2 separate regions of the Homo sapiens genome follow, and region 1 is linked to region 2. Evidence: chromatin loops called from intact Hi-C (ENCODE). Cell type or tissue: B cell. All regions are shown on one strand.

Region 1 (2,500 bases), 260 kb before region 2:
TTGCGTCTAACAAGCACCCGTGGCCCCTCAGTGGGTTCAGAGTCAACTGGAAGGGTCTCAGTCAGCACAGAGGTAAGAGTGTGCCCCTGCAGACACAGCCAGTCCTCCAGAAAGGAGCTGGGTCTTGGAGGGGACAGCCCCGCTCATCCCTCCATCACACTTTCCAGGCTCCACAGCCCAGCCCCAGCCAGGAGTTCAGGAGTTTAAGACCAGCCTGGGCAATATAATGAGACCCCATCGCTATAAAAAGTTGTTTATTTTTTTTTTAATTAGCCAGGCTTGGTGGCATACACTTGTAGTCCAAGCTACTTGAGAGGCTGAGGCAGGAGAATTGCTTGAACCCAGGAGGTCAAGGCTACATTCACTGAACTATGATCATGCCACTGCACTCCTGCCTGGGTGATAGAGAATCCTGTCTGGAAAAAAAAAAAAAGCTGGGATTTAAACACAGGATATCCGGGGTCCCTATCACCCTCATGGGGCTGGCATCCAGAAATCCCATAATATCCCAAAACACCAACCTCTTCCCTACAAACAAGGCCCAGGACAGAGCTATGACCAAGAGGTGGGGAGCTCAGGGGACCCCATCGAATTACTTCCCTCTGCCTTGCAGGAGCAAGTTCAGGCCAGCGAACTCCAGGAGGGCCTCCTCCTCCAGGAAGCCTGCTGAGCAACCCCACACACACTCCCTTATCCCTTCCCTGCAACTAAGGCAGGACTGTGGTCTCCTTATCAAATACTGGCTGGCTGGGTCCAGGTTCTCCAGCCAGAAGACCTGCTGGAAGCAAGAGGCTGGGACTCCATACTGCAACTGCAGGGCCAGGTCCCTGGGTGCTCGGAAAATCCTTCCCCAGTCCAGCTGATCTGGCAGCGTCCCCAGCACAACCACAGCCCTTGCAGGGAGTATGTTCTAGAAACCCCCAGCTTTCACAGATGCAGACAGGACACCCACTTCCTCACCCGGCCACTGTTGGCAGAAACCACAGCCTGGCTTCCTCCGGCCGAGCCTCAGCAGGCTCAGGGCTGCTTTGGGGCCCTGTTGGCCTCAAAAAGGGGAAGTGGGGACCTTGGAGTGAGGGGGGCATGGAAGCCTCCAGGGAAGAGGCCCCGCTCAGGCCCCTGGGCCCACACCCTGCCTGGGACGCCACGCAGCTCCAGACAAAAAACCTGCATGCTCCGTCTCGCGCCCCCGGTCCTGCCGGCTCTCGGCTCCCCTGGTAGGCTGGGTCTCAGGCAGATTTTTCATTTGCCAAGGGAATCTCATATTAACGCGAACTCTCTCAAGAGACCCTGAGCTCCATGAAGCCAGCAGCTGCTCTGCCCAGTGCAAGCCTGACCTAAGAGGCCCCCAGTAAACCTCGTGGGACCCAGGGATTCAATGTTGCTGGTATTCAAGGTCCCATCCCCCCAAGCCCAGCCCTCTCTGTCCCCAGAGCCCTGTGGCCCCCATGCCCTGCTCTCCCAGGCACCTCCCGTACCAAGAGGCCTTCCCAGTGTGGGTCCAATATCCCGGCCCCTGACTTGCCAAACTGTCGTGGTGGGATCTGTGTGTGTGTGTCCCGCAGCTGGTCCTGGCAAACACCTGTGACGTGAATGGCCGAGCAGGGTAGCCAGCCAGAATCCTGCACCAGGCCCAGGGTGGGGAAGCACGCAGAGTGGCATGGGTGAGGGAGGAGGGCGCCACAGCCAAAGGATGAGGGCAGATGAAGAAAGGGCCTCCCTCAAGATCGGGAAGCACCTGCTGCACCTGCCGCACCTGCCTTACCTGCCACAGCACACCTCTCCCAGCTACGCTTGGCCTCTGGGAGGATGCCTGCACCCAATCCCAGCTCTGCTACCAATGGCCTGTGAATAGCAGTCGCCTGCACACTCTGGCCTCAGTTTCCTCATCAGTAAACTGGGGGTGCTGATAACCAGGTTGTCTGCACAGGTCATGATGTCCAACAGGCCAAGCTTGCAAGACAAATTGGCAAATGGCCAAGAAGGCACGCTTAGTGTCAGAGGAAGCCCTGCAGGGTCAGAGCCCAACCATGGGGTCCAGGGAGAGGCAGGTGCAGAGTGGGCAGGCCCCCCACCGCATCTCCTAACAGCCTGCAAAGTTGCCGAGCAGGGGCAAAGACTGAAATTCCCCAACGGCATGAGCCCCCAGCCAACCCTGCTCCCCCTCCATAGCCCCCAAGCACCCCCAGGCTGACTTTGTTCCCACTCCCAGGGCACAGGCTGCTGATCAGTCTTGGGGACCAGAAACCTGCATTCCAGTCCCAGCTTAGCCACCAACCTGCTCTGTGACCCTAAACAAGTCTCTTGCCTGACCTGTGCCTTAGTTTCCCCTCTTGCAAAGGAGGGGCTGTGTCAGACCTCTGAGGCCAGCTCTGGCCTAGTTGGGACTGGGCTGGGGGTGGAGGCTGAATCAGTTAATGAAAAGGATAGGCAACTGGAGAAAAACTGAGGGAAAAGGCTGATGTTCTCACCTGGCCCCAGAGAGCTACTTCTAGGGATG
Region 2 (2,500 bases):
TAAGAAAACTTGCTGATTTACTTTTAGAAGCTTCATAAATGGTATTGGGAGAAATAAGCAGCAGCCTCGGCCAGCGCCAAAAGCGAACATTTTCAGGGTTGCAAATAAAATTAAAATCAGGTCGAGTTTTAGCTCTCTGGGAACCAAGAACTTCCTATTAGAACCACGTAGTGCCTAACATCAAAGTCTTCGAGGTCTACCTGACTGCAATTACCCGCCTCCGGTTTCCAGCTCTTATATTTAATTAATGGCTACGCCGTCTGGCCTTACTAGACTTCTTGACACTGATAGCGAGTGGGTGTGGAAAGACATTCCCCTTGCCCCCTCCGAAGGGGTACAGGTGATCTTCGTGGCACCCAGGCAGCGCCTAGTTCTAGAAGACAGGGGCGTCTAAGCTGCTCCGAGTGAGTGGTGGGGTATCCTTTCCGCAGTGGTGTGCTTTAAACTTTAAAACACCGAGCAGCACTTCCTAACCTTGGCAGTTACCGGAAACCACCGCAGGAATCAGGGATACAACTCGCGGGGCTGTGAGAATGAAATGAAATGAATTAGCAGGCTGCAATGCACGAAGTGCAAGTGTCTGCCAGTGAAAAGAAAATAAAAATAGAAGCTGGCGAGGAGGTCGACCCTCTAGGTTTGTGGGGACTCAGGGAGCTGAGGCACCGCCCCCCGCGTCTGGCCAGGTACGGCCGCCTACGCGCCCCCAAGCTCCGGGCCCCTAGCTCCATCCTCTGCGGCCTCCTCCCGGGGCGGGGGTCTTCACGACGCCGGCTCCTCCGGAGCACCGCCAGCTTCCGAGGGGAGACGGGGGACGGGCCCGGGCGGCCCACCCTACCTTCCGCCTGCTCCAGCGAGTTCATGTCGGGCGGCAGCTCGGGTCACCGCCGCTGCCCTGTCCGCATCGCAGCTTCCGCGGCCCCCGCCCGGCCCGCAGCGCCAACTCCCACCTCTAACCGCTCCCCGCTGCCCCTCCCCGTCGCACCGCCCCTTGCCTAGACCCGCTACGCTCATTGGATTCCTCTACTAGACCTCCAACTAAGACAGCTTTCTATTGGCTGTCTCTTGCACCGGCCTCGGCGCCTAGCGTTGGACGGTCAGCCGGAGGGACCAAGAACTGCCGGCGGCCAGGCGGGCGTAACGCTGGCGTCGCCTGCTGCCCCGGGGAGGAACTGCAGCCCTCCGGAGCCAGTTCGTTCATTCATTTATCCCCCGTTCCCCGCTTGGTTCTTTCATTCGTCAAATGTTGATTGAGCGCCCACTACCTTCCAGGCATTATTCTGGTCGCTAGCGAGGGATACAGAAATCAAAGAGCTGGTTCTGTCCTCAAGGATCTCAAGGAGTAATGAAATCTGTACAGAACTAACTAGAACCCTAAATAACCAGTTTCCTTAATTATGGTATCCTAGATAACCAACCCCTTAAGTAAACACTTCTCTCTTGGTTACTTTCCTCTCACATCACCCAGCTTTCATAATTCCTAAATGAGGCAAAGTGTAAGCCCAAATACCTATAACTTAAGAAGAGATCTGTAAGGGATTGACTACATTTGTATTTGATCACAAGGCCTTCTTGTTCATTTATTGGTGGCATTCTTTCATTCAAAATCATTTTATTGCCTAACATGCTAGACACTGTATTGATACGCGTGTGAGCCAGGTAGACAGGATTCCTGCCCGCAAAGAGGAAGGGCTACAGCAGGCAACAAACATGCAAATAAGTAATTGATTTCAAATAAGAATAGTTGTGTTAAAATAGAGATCCTGGCCGGGCGCGGTGGCTCACGCCTGTTAATCCCAACACTCTGGGAGGCTGAGGCGCGTGGATCACTTGAGGTCAGGAGTTGAGACCAGCCTGGGCAACATGACAAAACCCTGTTTCTACTGAAAATACAAAAAAATTATCCAGACGTGGTGGTGCATGCCTGTAATCCCAGCTCTTTGGGAGGCTGAGGCACGAGAGTCACTTGAACCCAGGAGACGGAGGTTGCAGTGAGCCACTGCACTCCAGCCTGGGTGACAGCGTGAGACTGTCAAAAAAGAAAAAGAAAAAAAAAAGAATCTAAGACTGATGGGCTAGATTTTTTTGTGGCAGTAACATACCAACTTATAAACAAGACCTAAGGCCCTGCCAGGCAAGGGTTAAATCACTCAAGACCCAGACACTTAAAGAATAAACGATGTTCTAACTGCCACAATGTTCGTTTTTTTCCTCTAGCAGCTAAACAAGCAATATTAAAACAATTGCAGCTTACCAAGTACCAGTCACTGACTAACTGATCCCTTTGTTCCACAAGCCATAACTCCTGCTTTCATTAGACAAGAGACTGATTTCAGTAACTTTCTCCTGATAAGAGACCACCCACCATAGATTGGCCCTAGCCAGTCTACAGAGGCTGCACAATGAGTGCCTTTATGTTCTCTGCTTCGCCTTTTGACGTAAAGGGTCTAACTGTAATGCATTTAAATGTTAAGTCTCTACCCCAAAGTGAACATGTGACCCA

What was found. Peaks named below come from ENCODE experiments on the same cell type or tissue, not always from the same donor. Only the 100,000 strongest peaks of a DNase experiment are listed, where the experiment ranks them.
Region 1: it touches region 2 in a loop (6-fold over the local background); 3 of 110 quality-filtered maps call a loop at or near these places.

What each region holds. Positions count from the first base shown.
Region 1 is chr16:50,280,647-50,283,146 of GRCh38, reverse strand. All of the region lies in intron 1 of ADCY7 (adenylate cyclase 7), which reads right to left. Among named protein-coding and RNA genes, the nearest start is that of MIR6771, 11 kb to the left of the region's middle. In B cell, no CTCF peak of the experiment used is centred here; DNase peaks (open chromatin) are centred at 996 and 1,882; H3K4me3 peaks cover 1,623 bases; H3K27ac peaks cover 2,500 bases.
Region 2 is chr16:50,023,676-50,026,175 of GRCh38, reverse strand. CNEP1R1 (CTD nuclear envelope phosphatase 1 regulatory subunit 1) reads right to left here and starts at 951. Exons shown (of 6, transcript NM_001281789.2): 1 at 836-951. The coding sequence starts at 860. RefSeq lists a silencer at 638-947 and an enhancer at 761-1,262. In B cell, a CTCF peak has its summit at 1,160; a DNase peak (open chromatin) is centred at 1,035; H3K4me3 peaks cover 1,451 bases; H3K27ac peaks cover 1,656 bases.